3 separate regions of the Mus musculus genome follow, and all the other regions are linked to region 2. A link is a loop called in an ENCODE intact Hi-C map of the cell type or tissue named here. Cell type or tissue: left cerebral cortex. All regions are shown on one strand. Links, peaks and the distances in the headings refer to the core of each region. The heading gives the core; the rest is flanking DNA.

The links. Peaks named below come from ENCODE experiments on the same cell type or tissue, not always from the same donor. Only the 100,000 strongest peaks of a DNase experiment are listed, where the experiment ranks them.
Region 1: it touches region 2 in a loop (2.4-fold over the local background); 2 of 42 quality-filtered maps call a loop at or near these places.
Region 3: a loop joins it to region 2, with 6 times the contacts of the local background. A loop is called at or near these places in 8 of 42 quality-filtered maps.

Annotation. Positions count from the first base shown.
Region 1 is chr10:107,731,859-107,738,201 of GRCm38, forward strand. No RefSeq gene overlaps it. Among named protein-coding and RNA genes, the nearest start is that of Ptprq, 15 kb to the left of the region's middle. In left cerebral cortex, for the core only: no CTCF peak of the experiment used is centred there; a DNase peak (open chromatin) is centred at 3,840.
Region 2 is chr10:107,271,312-107,277,654 of GRCm38, forward strand. Lin7a (lin-7 homolog A (C. elegans)) reads left to right here and starts at 520. Exons shown (of 6, transcript NM_001039354.1): 1 at 520-631. The coding sequence starts at 550. In left cerebral cortex, for the core only: CTCF peaks have their summits at 1,640, 2,738 (motif pointing left) and 3,684 (motif pointing right); DNase peaks (open chromatin) are centred at 1,068, 1,397, 1,436, 1,557 and 3 more places; H3K4me3 peaks cover 1,897 bases; H3K27ac peaks cover 1,342 bases.
Region 3 is chr10:106,936,024-106,942,366 of GRCm38, forward strand. Acss3 (acyl-CoA synthetase short-chain family member 3) reads right to left here. Exons shown (of 16, transcript NM_001142804.2): 14 at 1,381-1,480; 15 at 1,121-1,296; 16 at 1-209. The coding sequence ends at 141. Among named protein-coding and RNA genes, the nearest start is that of Acss3, 180 kb to the right of the region's middle. In left cerebral cortex, for the core only: no CTCF peak of the experiment used is centred there; DNase peaks (open chromatin) are centred at 2,813 and 2,962; H3K27ac peaks cover 565 bases.

The sequences.
Region 1 (6,343 bases), core at 739-5,738, 460 kb after region 2:
ACATATATATGTATATATGTTAGAATATTGTATATATACATATATATGTATATATGTTAGAATATATATATATATATATATATATATATCCCTTTATTGTTTCTTTGATTTGTGTTTTTTCTATCTGAAATAAATTTTTATTCTCATAATATATTTCAGTTCCATTTATTTATTTAGTTAGTTATATCTCCCTACTTCTAAGCACATTTGAGGGATCACAAGGAAAGAAAGATTTAAAAAGACAAAACTATTAAAATATTGTGGAAGACAAAACACTCACCTCAAAATGAGGCAGACAGAAGCTAAAGTTTCACACCCACCTTAAAGTTAGAAACTAGATTAAAATTGCACCGTGTAATGAGGTCTGAGCCACTCTGAGCCTAAACCTGCACTTGGGACATGCACATATTCAGTGTAGCCACCTAGATACACAATTCCATGCTGGTGTATAATAAGTGCCCAAACTGTTTAGTTTCCACGTGGTGATGCAGCTATCTATGGTTGCATTTTTAAGCCTTCTCCCTCGAGACACGTCAGGTTCTTAGCAGAAGTCTTCTATCATAACTAACCAAGTATCTGCACTTGAACGGACTTTACTGTGACCAGGATACCCCACAACTTAAAGGGATATTTTATTTGATTGTATATGTTTGGATCAGGAGTCTATGCCAATGATGCTTAAATGTTGGAAAAGGCTAATTGAATCCAAATACTACAATTCAAAGACAATGTCTTCTAGTTTTCACATGCAGGGACTTTTTCTTAAAATACTAACTGGTATTTTATCAAAAAAAAAAAAAAAAAAAAAGAACATTCAGAAAATAGTGGGTATTTTATCATAATACTGCCTTGGGTTCTGAGTACTTTTCATATTCCCTAATATTTTCACACTTGATTTTTAATAAGGCTTCCTTACCTTCTTAAGAATAATTGTCCTTATTTTCCAACTGGGCAATTAACCCAGGCTTGCCTAACCAACATGTGACCAAGCCTGGAATATTACTGATACACTGTTCATGCAAACCGGTGCTCCTTCTCAAAGCTGTCAGCATCCATGTTTAAGTCCTTCATCTCTAATGAGATTTTTGGCTCTAAACATAGCTATTTCCTTTCTTTTTAATCCTGTAGATTTTAATTAACTCTAAAGTGAATTTACCAGTGCTGACCGTGATGATGGTCAGCAGCCTCCTTTTCGTTTCTCTTAGTCATAACACTAATTAAAAAAGCCATCCCTGGAGAAACGCTACTAGATTGGAATGTTCTCCGGGTTAATGAAAAGCTACTTATTACAACATTTATTTCAGAAACATTTGGAAAACTGTTCTCCCACACCATCTGCAGAAATAGCTTTATTCATGCTCTCTGGGTTCTTTATTTGTTGTCTATTATGAAACTATTTTTTGGTTAAGAAATGGTGCTAAAACTATACTTCCTTCATTGAGAAATTGCATTTAAATAAAAACTTTGTATTATCTGTATGAGCAGGCATATGCCTTGAATTATTAGTTATTTACAGTGTTAAAACTGCTGTGTGCCAGTATTAGATGTTCTGATTTCTTATAATAAAAATACCTTGAAATTTGTTCTAGCATTTTTTATTTAAATATACTGACATAGCATTCACATACCTGTTCACACATATAATGCTGATATTGTACTCTAAGTAAGCTAATACAATTATTATTCAATATTAGCATATCTTTTAGTGGAAAGCAAAATATTTTCTTTCATTTAGCGTTCACAGGATGTTGAACTATTGGCTTCATCCAGAATTCCACCTGAAAGCCAGTTAATAGTTCCTATTTTCAGTTTCTATTACAGTTCATAAACTCAACCTCACTTGGGGCTACAACATTTAAGACACAAATAATAAAATCCAATGCCTTTAGCAAAGTACCTGCTTTAAAACAGCCCCCAAACACTCTCATCTTTTGTGCTGACCCTCTAAGATATTTCTTTTGCTCTGCCTAGCAGATATGAGAAGTTGAAAGTTGACAGAGGAAAAATCTCAGAAAGATAATTCTAAACTCTGAAGTAAAGGTGGTATGTGTCTGAGTAATGTTATATCCAAACATCCCAGACTTCTAAAGCACAGGGAATACATTACATCCTGGTTTTGTGCAAACAACCTCAGAAACATGAAATTATTAGTACATATCTTAGATAGATTCCAAACTGTGACAAAGTTAGTCATCAAGAAAAGTAATTGAATTTTTTAAAAAATGCCACTCTTCCTTTATAAAAAACTAACATAATGCATATTGCATATCTTTTTGCCTCCTTAATACTTTTCTGCATAATAAAGGACCCAAATTATCAATACACTCTTCTAGATCTTGTTTTGAATACAGGAAAAGACACCAGTCATGGCAAGCTCTAAGTCCATAAATCCCACAAAGTCAGAGTCAATGGGCACTAAAATAGTTGTTTTCGTCGATATTAACAGTTGATAATTTTAGTTCACTGGATACATGGCAACTTATAAATTCTGCATGTTTTTTGGGTTCACCTTTATTTCCTGTGAGTGCCACAGTGAAAACTGCCATCTGCTGCTGTGAGGCATATGCCTTATGAGAATAGTGACCCATTGTCAGCTTAATAGAACAACAGAGAAATTAAAATACAAATGGAGAATCTGGCAGACAACAGGCAGTTAGCATCTCCATTGTCTGGCTGCTCACTGCCCATAAAGAATGCAAAGAATGTGGAAATCCATATGGGGAAGAACTGCAAAGGAATCACAGGCAATGCCCACAATATAAAACTGAGAATAGTCTAATGAATCATTCTTAAAGAGACAGAGAAGTATTTGAATATTGAAGCATGTAATATGCTTACAGTCTTTGTACCTGTGTGTATTTCTTGAGTGTTTGGAGGACTGTCATTAAAGCAGTTTCAACCCTAATAAAAAACAGTGTGCAGGTGCCTAGACACAGGACAGAGAACTGGGCTGTTTCCTGAATGTATTTCTGGACCTTTCCATTCAAAGAATCAGTTAGTTAGGGTTCACTTTAAGAAATGGACCATCTAGAGACGGCCATATCCAGGGATCCATCCCATAATCAGCCTCCAAACGCTGACACCATTGCATACACTAGCAAGATTTTGCTGAAAGGACCCTAATATAGCTGTCTCTTGTGAGACTATGCGGGGGCCTAGCAAACACAGAAGTGGATGCTCACAGTCAGCTATTGGATGGATCACAGGGCTCCCAATGGAGGAGCTAGAGAAAGTAGCCAAGGAGCTAAAGGGATCTGCAACCCTATAGGTGGAACAACATTATGAACTAACCAGTACCCGGGAGCTCTTGACTTTAGCTGCATATGTATCAAAAGATGACCTAGTCAGCCATCACTGCAAAGAGAGGCCCACTGGACAGGCAAACTCTATATGCCCCAGTACAGGGGAACGCCAGGGCCAAAATGTGGGAGTGGGTGGGTAGGCGAGTTGGGGGGAGGGTATGGGGGACTTTTGGGATAGCATTGGAAATGTAAGTGAGGAACATACCTAATAAAAATATTTTAAAAAATAGGCCAATAATATGTTATCTTGTAGGGTTTTGTAACACTTTTTGTTCACTAGAAGACCAGAATCAACAGAATGAGTATACGTTAAAGGGGTCTATTAGATTGGCAAAAAAAAAAAAAAAAAGAAGGACTTCACAGCTTACATGAGCAAAATAGCTCAGGCATATTTAGTTTCATTCCCGTCTGATGTCAGAATGCAGCAATATTGGTTTCAGCATGAACAAATCTAATTTAATTCCACCCAGCGCCCTTAATAATGTACCATGAAAGCGGAAGCATAGTCTATGCACGTGATTTCATAATGCTGAAAACTTCCACCAGCTACTTCCAGACAACGTCTGGGAAGAGTTAGTCACTCTGCCTTGACAGATGCTCACTGGGACTCCAGTCCTAGTCAAAGATAAACCGCACAAATAACAAATTATTCTTGGATGTGTTCTAGCTGTTGTTGTTCTTCTTTTATCTTGTAAAAAAAAAAATGAAATGAACAGCAAAGAAAAGATAATAAAGTTTGTCGATTAATCTATCCCTACAGCCAAACTGAAAATATTTGTTTATATATTCAGTATCAGTTTCTGAAATGAGTTCTAATTAATGTGAGCCCCTTTGAATGCCATTGCAAACATCTAATAAGGGAATAAATATAATACTCAAAGGATAAGTGTTAGCATTCTGTGTAAACTCCACCTCCACAGTTACCTGGCAATAGCCAGGTATACTCCTCCCCAGAGTTACCTGGCAACAGCCCACTATAAAAGGTACTGCTTGCCCCCTCCTCTCTCTCTGACTCTTGCTTCCCTTTCCCTTCTTTTGTGCCCTCTTGTCTTTTGATCTCTTGCTCCCTCTCTGCTCCCCCTCCCTTCCCCCTCTCTCCACCTCTCTCCATGTAGTCATGGCTCTCTCTCTCTCTCTGCCTTTCCCTGCCTCTACTACCCTCATAACTCCCCTTCCCAGGCTCTAAATAAACTCTATTCTATGCCATACTACCCTGTGGCTGGTCCCTCAAGGGGAAGGGATGCCTTGATATGGGCCCGCTAAGACATACCCCCATAGAACATATCTTAATATTCTTAGCATAGAACATATCTCAATATTTATCTTTTTATAATCACAAAAGTAAGAACTAGATTACAGTTTATGAGGGTATGAGCATAGGCTAAAACATTGGTTTCCAACCTGTGGGTTGTGACCCCTTTGGGGACTAAACAACTCTTTCACAGGGGCTGCCTAAGACCATCAGAAACACAGATAAAATTTGCATTATTATTCATAACAGTAACAAAATCAGTTATGAAGTAGCATCAAAACTAATTGTATGGTTGGGGGTCACCACAATGTAAGAAACTGTATAAGATGGTAGAAACATTAGAAAGGGTGAGAATCACTGGGCTAAATAAAAGGACAGAAGCATGGGTGGAAAAAAAAAAAGAATCCCCCCTGTATTCAATATTCACCAAAGAAGAACAACTTTTATCTGGTATAATATAGTGTGATTTTTCACCACTTTGAAGATCTTATCTATCTTTTTAAAAAATCAGATTTAGGAAAATGTCAAACACTAGAATATCATCTTATATAATTATTTTGCCAATTTAGAACACCTATTGATGTGTACATAATCAAGACTTACATATTTTGAGAGGAAGGATGTTATGCAAAATGATTTATGATATGAAGAAGGGAAATGGAGAGTTCTAATATTAAAAGGGCATACAATTTGTAAGCAACAGTTTATGAATATATATATGTATATGTATATATATGTATGTATGTATATATATATATATGTGTATATATATATATATATATATATATATATATATATTCTGAGGGGGCCCAGGAAGATGCCTCAGTTGATAAATGTGCTTGCCATCAAAGCTGATGATCTGAGTTCTATCCCTGGAACTGTCATGAGAAAAGAAGAAGAAAACCTGAAATTTGTCTTCTGACACATGCTGTGATATTCCTGCTTGCACACACTTACACAATAAATAAAAATAAACATAAATCCAAATTTAAATGAAATGAGATGACAATAACTATACTAAAATACACAATAATGAGGTTTGATGGCATCAAATTCGTGTTATATTATAGCAAAGCAGTTTAAATAGAGCCAGAAAGGGTCATGGTTTTGAGAGGGTGACAAAATGACATGTGGAGAGGGAAAATTTTACAATGTACTATTTTCAGATTTACGTTTCATGGACATTGTGGGATTTTGCTGTGGCATTTATTATTCTTTACCCCTCATATGTACAACTACTTTGAATGGCTATTTTATATAAATTTTGTATACCTCAAATCCACAAAACTAACATTTGTAAAAATTTAAGTGAGTTAAAGAGAAAGAAAGCCAATATGATTCTCAAAATGCAATTACTTGGTATGTAAAAACCATTGCGACTTAACAAATACTAATTTCAAAATTTCAAAAGACTAACAAAACTGTGTACCAGTTCTTTATGGTCAAATGGTGTCATGGAAAGCGAGCACAGACTTAGACTACGTGAAGTGCAGTCACGACTGCAGATTTTATAGTTGTATAAGATGCTAAAAAGCGGCCCTGAACACAAGAACACAGTCTACTTTTTATAATCTGCTTAAAATTAGTTGCCTTTCTCACGCTGGGATTGAGAAAGTCACTGAAAAAGGTGTTAAAATGCAAAGTGTGCTTTGTTAATGGACAGATAAAAATTCTTCACTTTGGTAGTGGAGGAGTTCTGCTTGCATATTGGGACCCATGGAAGTTCCTGCACTAAAGAGAAACACTTACAATGACTGTGGAAAAAAATCTTGAGCATGACTGCCTTACA
Region 2 (6,343 bases), core at 840-5,839:
GACGTTCTAAACAAAAAGCTTCAACAGAAATTAACAGCAACTACAATGATATAGCAACATCTCCCACGGCTAGTGGCGTTTCCTCTGGAAAGGGATGTGGAAAGGGAGGTTGAAATTTTTTCTTAATCTGAAAAGAATTCTGTCCCCCCACCTCTCTACCCCTGTCTGTCTCTCTCCCGTTTCTGAGTCCTCTTCTTCTGGGTTCGAGTGCATTCTGACCATTATGCTTAGGTGGAAAGTTGAAAGACAGCAAACCTGCTACAGCCACCCAGAGCTACTGACGGGTGGGCGAGCAAAGTTCTAGGGCTGAGCGTTCCTTTCTCAGCTCCTTGGCCAGGCAGGCGCTCGCGGCTACCTGCCCTGCTTGGCGCCGCACTGAAGATTCGCCGCGGCGGAACAGTTGAGTCTCCATCTGGCTACCAACCCACCCGAGCTTTCTTCTCCTCCATCACCACCTTCCTGCCTCCCCCTCCTCCCCCTCCTTTCCGTCTTCCCTCTCCACCCCCGCCCCCAATCTCCTCCTCTTTTTCTCACTACAAGCGGTTGCTGATGCTGAAGCCGAGCGTCACTTCGGCTCCCACGGCAGACATGGCGACATTGACAGTGGTCCAGCCGCTTACTCTGGACAGAGGTAAGGGAGCGGCTGGTCCGTCAGGCCACACAGTCCGCACCGCTTCGCCCTCCGCCCTGCCCAGTCCCACAGGGAAGGCAGGATGCGCTCGGGCAGGGGCAGCTGGGGGAGGAGGATCAGCCCAGGAGGGTTTCGCGCCCGGAGCAGGACACTTTCTTCCCCTCTCTCCTCTCCTGGTCCCCGCTGCCCCTTCTTGCTGCGCTCTCCGGGGCGTAGGTGCTTGCCAGGGCTCGAATGTTTCAGCTGACAGTCTCGGTCCCTCGCCGGGTCGCCTCCGGGCCCCGGCTTTGTTGGAGAGGATGCGCCGGGACCGCTGAGCGCTGGTGACTGGAGGTTGAAGAGGGGCAGAGAAAGCTCTCCCAGCCAGAGCTTGCTAAGGGACCAGTGGGGAAGCTAGCTGCCAACTGCCGGCGCGGGGACCCGAAGGGAGGAAGTTTGTCCCCGCGCTGGAGATGAGGGGTCTGTGCAGCTGTTGTGACTGGGAGATCGCCCCAGGGCGGCAGGGCGCTTGGCTGGGAAGCTGGGTGCAAAGCCGCGGGACTGCCTGGCTAGGGCGCTGCCCTCGGGCGAAAGGGCAGAGCAGAGCTCGGGCAACCTTCGCTGGCTCAGGGACACCGCATCCGGAGCCGAGCCGGCTTGGCTCCAGCTTCCCGCTCGGAGCTGCGGCTCTGGTCTTGGTACTCCCTCAGCCTGCAGTTCCAGGGAGGTAGCAACTCCTGTCTCCTGCTCCAGCAAACCTTGTTCTTCACCAGTCAAGTGTACCTCAGTGCCTGGGCTGCAGAAGGCGCGGAGACAAAGCGCAGGCTGGGTAACTGTTTAACTTCTAGCCTGTGACCTGTGCGTCCTACTCTTTGGCTGAAACGGAAAGAGCTTTTGCTCAAACCTTTCCAAACCTTTCCAAACCTTTCTCTAGGATCGGGCCCTGCTGAGTGCACCCGAGTAGTACCTGGCGGTGGATGGGAGTTTCCTTTCTGCCTCACCAGGTCCAGTTAGTTATTAGGGCTCCAGAGTCCCCAGCTCTGCAGAGAGAGGGCACCTCTAGCTCTGGGTCCGCAGCGGCGGGGCTTAGGACCCGGTGCAGTCATTTGAAAATGCTGTGCTCAGAAGAAAATGATTTAGTCCTTGTCCCTCTAAAATTTCTCTTTCTGGAGGATTAAACTAGCGGCCCAGCAAAGCAAAAAGAGCATCGTACAGCGAGCACAGTGGCAAAGCTGGTAAACTGTATTTGAGGTTCTTAATGTGGAGAGATCTCTGGTGACTTTAACTCAATCTGTTGGTGCCAGAACGGATATTATGCGGTGCCCATAGCAACCTTACTTAGGGTAAGAGTTGAAAAATAATTGATTTTTATGTTGGGAAATGTTCGTTTACAGATTAATAAGAGTAAAGAGCTCAGAAGTCCGTCGTATAATCTATGATTTTAGTCCCAATATCATCTGTACTAAGCAGGATAAATCCATTGCTGGTAAGAGCCAAACAGATGGCAGGCTATTAAAAACGATGGGTTTCCCAAGTTATTTCTGTTTTAATGTGATGAGCTCTTCTATTGTCCCATTACTGAATTACAGTCATTAAACACCCCAAGTTTAACTATATTAAACAACCCAAGTTCTAACTATGTTAGATGCAAACACTCCAAGAAGACAACATACTCAAGCAAATTTACATCCCACCACTACTATTAGCAATGCAACTAGTCCACTTTGGGGAAGTTTATCTTAGCCCTTGGACACCCCAGTCAGCTATCTAGAGAAGACCAAGATTTAAAGTGTGTTCTTGTTTATATTCAGAGGGTACCTGTCCTTCTGTGATTAGATCTGTAGAGTAAGTAACAAAGGAAGCCCAGTCAGGTTATCTATGGGAACATCTGAATTATTGAACCACTGGCTTTAAGTGCTCTGTGTGTAAGAAGTCCGTGAAGTTATCTTCCCTCTAATTCACTATGATAGTACACCAAGTTAAGTAATTTTATTAGGTTGATGGAATATGTGATTCTAAGCTTTGTCCTGGTTTGGTTGGGCATTAGGACATGAAGGTCTGATAATTGTGAAGATGTGCAGTGTTAGCAGCCTGTAATTCGGTTAACCCAACTTAGGGCTCAGCGTTTGGCCACCTACTGGCGATTTTGGGTCACTCCAAGTTTCCAGAGTGCCATTTGATACGTTGGTGGCCCATGTTATACACTCTAAATTTGCTCACTCAAAAGCTTTTGGCTCCATCAAAGCCTTTATAATTTACAATCCTTCTTTCCTTTAGTCTCCCCCAATGTGTAAAGCTCCTTGAGGGACGAAGCCATTTCTTAACCCATCTTTGAATTTCTCATCATCCCTGACTTGTGATGGAGTATAAAGTCAATGTAGACTAGTGATAGTGAACTGAAGCTGGAGTAAATGGAGAACTGTTTGTTATACAGATTTCATACGGAACTGGGGTACAGTTATGAGGTTATGGCCCTGCAGAGCTAGCAAGGATGCTAGAAAGGAGCACGTAAGGCGGTGGCTATGAACCGTTCCCAGATTCACTTGGTGGATCTCTACCAGCCACACCTGTTTAGCAAGACTGGGTTTCTTTATGTAGTCCTTGCTGTCCTGGGACTTGCTTTGTAGACCAGGCTGGCCTTGAACTCAGAGATCTGCCTGCCTTTGCCTCCTGAGTGCTGGGATTAAAGGGAATGTGGCATCTCGGGCCTAAGGAGGATTGTAACTAGTGGGCAACAGGAAAGAAGGAAATGGGATTTGTGTCAGGAACTACCAAGTGCATCTTCTGCAATCAGAGGAGGTATGGTTAGGACTCCTGGTTCTTTTCTAGGATTTTCATTTACAGAAAAGAAACATTAATATTCTTAAGGCTATGCTACCTCTAAGTAGGCGATTTGGTTCTCAATTGGTGTCCTTTGGAATCAAGGATGTAGAGTCCATTTGGACAGTATCACAGCTGGGGGGGGGTGTCAATATGAACATCATAGTATCCATAGGAGTAGAAAAAAAAATCCATATATATGCCATAGAGTGTGTCAAATGGAACTCCAGAAGCTTGCAGTGACCTAAAGTCTCCAGTAGGTGGCCGAACGATGAGACCCAAGTCAGAACACCTGAATTTCAGACTGTTAAAGCTGCACAGCTTCACAATTATCAGACCCAAATTCCTTTTTTTAAAAAAAAATATTTTTATTAGGTATTTTCCTCATTTACATTTCCAATGCTATCCCAAAAGTCCCCCATACCCTCCCCCCCACTCCCCTACCTACCCACTCCCACTTTTTGGTCCTGGCGTTCCCCTCTACTGGGGCATATAAAGTTTGCATGACCAATGGGCCTCTCTTTCCAGTGATGGCCGACTAGGTCATCTTTTGATACATATGCAGCTAGAGACAAGAGCTCCTGGGTACTGGTTAGTTCATATTGTTGTTCCACCTATAGGGTTGCAGTTCCCTTTAGCTCCTTGGGTACTTTCTCTAGCTCCTCCATTGGGGGCCCTGTGATCCATCCAATAGCTGACTGTGAGCATCCACTTCTGTGTTTGCTAGGCCCCGCCATAGTCTCACAAAAGACAGCTATATCAGAGACCCAAATTCCTAATGCCCAAGTTTTTAAGGAAACAAGTCAAAGCTACAGGGTTGAAATTAAGACTTACTTGCCTCAAATTCCTATAGGATAACTTAAAATAAGACTCTTAGAAGTCACACCCATCTTGATTTTCTGTCTGGGAAACAAGACTTGAAGATCCAGGATAGCCCTAAGGAATAAAAAGAGTGCCTGGAGTGTTTTCACATATCTGTCTCTATACCAAAACTGTTAAACTGCCATCATGACATTGGACCAGCCAGCATTGCAGACCACAGGGTAGCTGTGGACAGAGTAGACTCCTTTTTTTTTTTAACTGTTTCTTGATATTATTCATTTACTTATTGAGACCGTAATATAAGTCACACTTTATTTTGGGACCAGTGTCTATTGAGAAGCTAGACAAATGAAAATTCTAATTTCTGTCACAAGAGCTGCTAGGAAAGTTTGTTTGTTTGTTTACTTGCTTGTTTGGGGCATACAAACAAGTCACTCATCTGTTCATTTAAAATACATTTCTTGCCTGTTACATACTACAGATTATGTTAAAATACATTTCTTGCCTGTTACATACTACAGATTATGTTAAAATACATTTTTTACCTCTTACATACTACAGATTATGGCAGCAATTTTCAACCTGTGGGCCACAACCCAAACAACCCTTTCACAAGGGTTGCATGTCAGATATTTTCATTATGAGTCATAACAGTAGCAAAACTACAGTCATAAAGTAACAACAAAAATAGTTTTATGGCTGGCACGGGGTGGGGTTGGAGGTCACCACACATGAGGAATTATACTGAAGGGCCATAGTGTTGGGAAAGTTAAGAACCTCTGTGCTACAGGACCACAAGAAGAAAGGTTTCCCATTTCTATGAATCCTAAGCATCTATTAGGGAAGACAAATGGTAAGGGACTGATTGACTAAAAAATATTGAGTGTCGGCCTCATTCCAAACACTTCTTTAAGCACTGTGATGGTACCATAGGTAAAATCTAATGGCATTGGCATGCTTATGAGAGAGATACAATGTACAGAAATGAGGCTGCTGGAGAAAAACTAAAACTGAACAAAAGAAAAAAAAACAAAACACCGTCATAGATATATTAGTCAAGGAAAGACCCCTTGAGCTTGTGACATTTGAGAGGAGCACCAGATAAAGGGAGGAAACAAATTATTGATATTTGGGGGTGAATAGGCTCAGGATGAAGAACTGCCAGCCTCCAGGCACATCACAGTAGCTACTTTGAAAGGCAAGCAAAAGAGGAGCCTTAGAAGAGGGATATCTGAAGATGGTGGCCAGGGGCCAGATGCTGTGACTCATGATAATGATGTTAGATTATATGAGGCTTTGCAATGCTTGGTTGCAAACAATCAGAGAAGAGACTAGGCGGGGAGAGAGCTACTTGGATACTGTAGCTCAAGGAAGGCTCACTGAGAAAGGAAAACTTACAGTTGTCGTCATCTAATAAAACAACCCTGAGGAAAATCCATCCTAGTGAAGGAAGCATGCATAACTGTGGTTCCAGATTTCCTACCTGCTTTTCATCTGGTTAATGCACTGACAGGAAAACAGTAAAAAAAAAAAAAAAAAAGATTGAGACAACTGAAGAACTAATTATGACATAAAGGTACAGCTTAGGTTTAAAAACTTGGTTGCATTATCCTAGGAAGTCTACAGATGAGCTTTGCATCAGGTTTGATTGCCAGGCTAATATAGCATAGATGACTATTTTCAAAGATACACTGTCATTCTCATAGAGCTGCACATGAATCTCCGTCTTGAACCCAGGTGATCTTTCCTATTACGGGATGGCTAGTGATCAGGATAGACAGCAGTGTAGACAGAAGGACCTGGAATTTACCCTTGAGCCTAAGGAAGATTCTGATGAGAGGAGCGTGAAATTTGTCTCTTCTCAGCTTTAAAATGTTCTCAGACCCTCTTCCAATTCCCAGGGACTGGCTTGGCCAGATTTTAATCTCTTAAACTAGGTGTGACCTTCAGCTAAATTCAGGGCAACCAAGCAGAGTGCGGCCTCTGATACTGCATCCCGTCATCTTTATAGAAAACAGAAATGTTTCACTGCATTAAGCATTGAGTCCTTCTGGGGACTTTCCTTGGGTACAGTAGCTTCAACTCTCCTTC
Region 3 (6,343 bases), core at 739-5,738, 340 kb before region 2:
GGGCTACTAGACTGACAAAACACTACAGCTCACATCTGAGTTGATAAGGGATTTTGTTTCAAGTATTCATTTATAGAAAATAAATGACTTAAATCCAGCTAGAAAGTTAAGACCAAGTGGTTGAACGTAGGAAGCAAAAATCACACAGCCTGCTTCAGCACTTCTTCAATGTGACCAAAAATGCTGGGGTCCTCAATCGTAGGGGTCACCTGGAAATAAATAGGCAGTGTCAGATGCGCGTCCTCCCGTGAACTTTGCTGTGACTTTGTACAACAAACAGTGACATGCGTTGTTTCACCATTCATTTTTGTTGATTTTTATTTGTTTTGATTTTTTTTCTTGAGATAGGGTCTCATGGAGTACAGGTTGGCTTCAAATGTCTTGGGTATGAAAACTCAGCCTTGGGTTCCTTATCTGCCTTGCTTTACCTCCTAAATACTGGGACTATAGGTGCAAAGAATTTATACCCCCAGTTATTTCATAAAACACCTGTAAAATAGGGAACTTCAAGCCAAATACTTAAATACTGATCTTTTAGGATAATGAAGGAAAGAATTTATTTAGCAAAATTGCTCGTATTTCTACATATTTCTCCAGCATTTTATTTATTCTGAAAATTGCTTAGAAAGTTATTATTATTATATAAATTTTTGATGAAATTATAGATCTCTACGCCAATAACATGCCTTGACATTGACATATATATGTGCTTGAATCAGTCTAAAGTTTCCAAAAATGATTTCCCTCAAAATAGTAAAAATAATTAGAAGTGATAGGTTAGAACATTTTAGACTTCTCAAACACTTCACTTTCTCATCGTGGATGGTCATTAGTGACTGAAATCAAGTAATGTGTGCATTTAGTTCAAAGGAATGAATTTCTGCAAGTCTGTTTGAAGTTTATAAAACTGCTGAAAGCAATGTTCACACAACAGTTCCTATGATTAAAGCACGTGGTTTTAACCAATGCTTCTTTCTCAAGCTCTCCTCATAGAGAATGAAGATGGCTTGGTGTAGATAAAATTCATGTTGAAAACTTTAATCCAATAGAGCTTTCCTGGTGCCAAAGACATTGTGAAAATTATTGCAGGACTCAGCATTAAAGATTCTAAATCATTTACCTTATAAGGCTTGCCATTAACCAGGGCAGACAGTGTAGACCGTGGAATTTTGCCAGACCTGGTTTTGGGTAACTGTTTGACGAAAACCGCATTTCGAAAAGCAGCCACAGGGCCAATGCTCTGCCTAACATGTTTCACAATCTCTTCCAAAACTTGTTCTTCTGATGCATTTACGTCTAGGGAGAAAGTTGAGCCGTTAAGTACCAAATTAATGCCACTCGTTTAGGGCCAAACAGTAACAGATGACAAACATGCCTCACCTTTCTTCAACACGCAGAGTGCTAAGGGGACGTGACCTTTCAAGGGGTCTTCCTTGCCAACCACAGCGCAGTCAGCCACAGTGCCGTGTGAGAGGACTGACTGTAATGAGAAAAGACCTGCCGTTAGATGACATATACACTTATAATCTTAACACGTAAGAAAAAGAATGACGAAATTCAGAGCTGCTGTCCAGAAATTCCCAACCGGTTCATGTCACAGCATCTGAGGTGAACAGTTCAGATTCCCACGATTGTTCCTAAGAGCTGAAGGAGACAAAGACAATTTGCTTAGCTTACCCAGAAAAGTAGTAACTTGTTGCTGCTTCTTAATTGCTTATTAACGAAATCAAAGAACGTGCCGTGCTGTGGGTACCGCACGCAAACAATGCACACGGGCCATCTCGAATGGGAAACCTTGAGTGTATTTGACTTCATTTCAGGGACGCCTACCTAATAAGGATGTCCCAAGATGAGGGAGTAGATTGATTTTTGAGGAATAAACAGTATTCTCCTCAGTGGGTTGTCCTTCCACCTAGAGAGGATTTTCTAGCACTTACGGGAGGTTTGTCATGAAGAGTAGTCCTGTTATCAGATTATCACCACTATAGGAAGTAATTCCTCCCTCCCTCCCTTCCTTCCTTCCTTCCTTCCTTCCTTCCTTTCATTTTGATACAAGGTTTTACTATGTTACCTTGGCTGTCAGGCATCTTATTCTGTTTATCATGCTGGCCCTCAACTCTGAGATCTGCCTGCTTCTGCCTCTTGAGTGCTGGGATTAAAGGTATGCACCACAACATATAGTGGTCCCCTAAGCTCTCTAGGCTATACAGAACAATACAGCCATCTCTCTAGGAACACAGATTGATCTACCACAGGACATAAATGCCTGTAGTTTAAGGGTATGCTAAGGTGGGACTTATAAAACTGTACCTGTTTTACTTTTATGTCCTCCTCTGAGATTGATTCATATTTCAGGTTTCTCACCAGTCTAACAAGAAAGAGCAGCCAATAATCTGAATACAAAGCTCCTTCCCTAGAGATTTTTCTATCTTCTATTCATGCATTTGACTAATATCGGATGCTTTCTAAACCACAGTGTTAATACAGCAAGCTCAAGGAAGAGCAGAAATACATAGAGTATCATTTAATGGAGCTTAGTCCACCAGGGAAGATGTTTGCTTGATTTTTATGAACGTGTATATTGAAAAGGGATACAGCTTCTAAGGAAATGTGTTATCTAGGCCCAAGAATATGGACCTCATCCCTTAGCAGATGATGATAAGAATATATGGATAGACATTTACCACATAAGGAGGAGGAGAAAATCTCAGCGAAACTATGCAACATGCATTCAGATGAAGAAGTGGGTGAGGCTGGAGAACACAGAAAGACATTGGTGACGACAGTAGATGAGAAGCAGCTACCTATTAAATGGGAGCTCTTTAGGGATCTTAACTCAACCTTTATTTTAGCAAAACTGGGAAAGAATGCAGCAACTTCAGGAAGAGGCAGCATAAGGTCAGAGTGAAATTTTAAAGCACATTTTGTACAGCAGCCATAAAATTATAATAAACTAAGCCGAAAGTAGAAACTTCCCATATAGATTGTGCCCTCACATATGCACAACATCCCTGACTCACCAGTACCAAAGTGGCATATTTGTTATAAAAGGTACTTAGGAAAAAACACCAGAGAGACAGCCAGTCCCTTCAGATGCTTTCAAGACACCCAAGTAAAAGAGTTAGTTGTATACAGGGATCCAAGAAGATTCACGATCTAAATATCACATTTACTTCTGATCCATGCAAAGATGACAACGGAAGTTATAGACATAGATCAGATTATTTAGGAAGAAAGTAGCAAGAAGAAAGTTTGAAGGACATAAGAAACCCCAATATCTAATGGAGATACACACAAAGGGAGAGAGAGAGAGAGAGAGAGAGAGACAGAGAGAGAGAGAGAGAGAGAGAGAGAGAGAGAGAGAGAGAGAGAGACAGAGAGAGAGACAGAGAGAGAGAGTTGGCAAAGTAGAATAAAAAGCCAGAAAGACAGAATAAAACAAAACACAACAGAATGAGGAGTGTGCCACCTTTAAGATCCACGTGATTTTTGTTACTGTTGCTGTTTTACTGGTTTTATTTTTATGAAGTCATAGTGAAACTGCAGTTTCTTTTTTCAAAACACTCAGAATACTCAAGATAAACAAAATCATTTGGTACAGATCCAATGTGTGACCTCACATGGTCCTGTTTGGATATACAAGTCATGAGTGCATCCCTTCTCTAAACTCCTGGGTTGTAAGAATTTCCATGCTCACAACTGAAAATAATGCATGCTAAATTAGTGCTTTAAGAAAGGAATTCATTCTCTGTCTGGAGACATTCCAAACTGCTTCACAATTTTTTTTTTTTAGAATCTTACTTTTAAAATCCATATATTGAAAATATAGACATAACTTAGTGCCTGATTTTCTTAGGTAGTTACTATAGTTGCTTGCCAGTCTTGACAACAGAATATTTACCCAGAGCAACTTACATACAGGTAGGCTAGATAGTGTCTATTTGATTGGATGAATGAAGAATGGCCATTTTACTTGGTTATCTAGAGTTAATGGTCATCAACAATGTGTTCAATAGTGCTCCAAACATCTGAAACTTAATTTGTAAGATGCTATGATCTATTCAAAGGTCATTATTGAATACTTCTTTCAGGTATTTGGTTGTGTAACTAGTAAGACAATACAGGTAACCAAATATAAATACTAAAACTTCTCCAGTGTACTTTTTACCAATTATCATCCAGTTGCTTCGCTTTTCTATCTTTAATGGGGATACATGTTGATCTGGTTAGGAAACTGCTGATTATTTTTAAAAGCCAAAGATAATTTGTGGATAAGTCATACAGTCCCCTGGAATATAATATCACAATGTTTCATTTTTCCGGAATGTCGTGTCAGCTCTAAATAAAGTACATTATAATACTGGATAAAATATGATGTCATTCAACCATTCAGTAGAAACAAGAAAGGAAGAGGGGAGGCTTTCTTAGTTGTTCTACTAATGACATTTGCATCGTAAATGGCAGTTTTAAATGGACAATTTAAGAGAAAAGCATCAAAAATGCATGTTGACAACATCTGAGATCAAGAAATCAATCAAAACCCCACAAGGAGGACAGTGAAAGCTTTTCCTCCATGTGAAGCCAATGAAGCACTGATAATGGACTTGCATTAAGGAGCTAAGACAAGAATGCTACTTAAAACACAACTAACTTTCTTGGTAAATAGCTGTCATTGTTGTTCCAAATATGGCCACTTTTATATAGGCCACTTTATTGAATTTATAAGATCCGTAAGTTCTGAAGGAAACATAATCAAGTTTTTGAGGGCACATTTTAAAGAATTTTACATACAAGCAACATTAGACAGACTCATTATGTTGTATTTATATTTACATACACATATGCACATGTACACACACACATATATATAACAATATTGATCATATATAACAATGATGATCATAGAAATAGATGCCATGAATTTAATAGAATTTAAGGGGAAAGAGAGGAGACATAGGGGTTCATATGGGAAAACTGGAGGGCATGAAGAAAAGAGGGGAATGATAATTTCTGTTGCAAAACCTTAATAATTTCTTTAATGTTATTTTTTTTTTAAATCAATCATTCTCTATGTCTTTTGGTCTCCACAGCAGGAGGGAGGAGGATGCTTTTCCAGTTCCTCTCCCACTGGCGTATTCTACAACGTGCTTACAGTTGTTCAGGATCTTCATCAGGATCCTCACGATATACCAGAAATTGTGTCACTACTTACATACAATAGTCATTTAACATTGTGGGGAACTGAAATTGCTGGGGCTCTTTAGAGAGGACACAGCACTACACAACAATATATTCGATTATCTTGGTGTAATCCTTCTTGTTGAAAACAGGGTACTTGATCAGATTGCTCTTTCCTGAGAGAGATGTACAAAGAGGCTGCCCTGGGCTGCCCAGGCTCCGTATTGAGAGTGGATTCCCACACTACCAGCGATATGATTAGATTAATTAACAAATGGAAACTTTAGCTACACATGAAAGAATGAAGGTTCAGAGTCCAACTTCTTTCCCAGGAACACTGTCTACAGCATAAGAGCGAGCTGAGAGAAAGGCCTCATGCTGGCTCCACCTCATATTGCCACACTAACCCTGAACTAGAGATTTTACGTCACAGTTTTCAGGGGAGCGCTCTGAACTTCCTCCAGGGTTCTCAGTTCTCCAGCTCCTTGCTAGGCTTTGAAAGATTAATCAGTGTTTAAAATAGATTTTATTACTACACAGTCACAGAAGGCTATTTCTTGTTCAGGGATCTGCAAGAATAATAACGTCCTTTTAAATTTATAAAATCTATGGGACAGCTCCATTTTCTCTTACAAAGGACAGAAAGAACAAATTTCTTTGCAGCTATTTCTGACAGGAATTTTTCATAGACTATCTACTGATTTCACGTTTACTAATTTAATACCCTTTTAAATTTTTATTTAGCCTTCTAATTGGTTATCCAATACCAAATACTCAGTCCTAACATTGTATACACACAAGCAATATTAAACAGACCCAGAAATATGAATATATATAGGTAGGTTGATATATATGTATAAATAAAGATATATATTGATATCAATTCTTTTGAAACACACTGAAACATGTTTCTGATTATCCCAAATTATAGCCATTTAATATCAAGTTAATACAATAATAACATTAAAAGTCATGCGCTGTAGAGTGCATCACAAATTACTTCTTGCTAAAACATGTCACATTCTATTTCTAACAGTGTTTAAAAGCGAGCTTTCCTCACTAAAAAGACATGAGAAACTAAATCGTAAAATTGGGTGTGTCGATAACAGACAGTAAAATCATAGAAAGGACTGTATATTAATTTTCTAAGAGATGTTATCAGGCA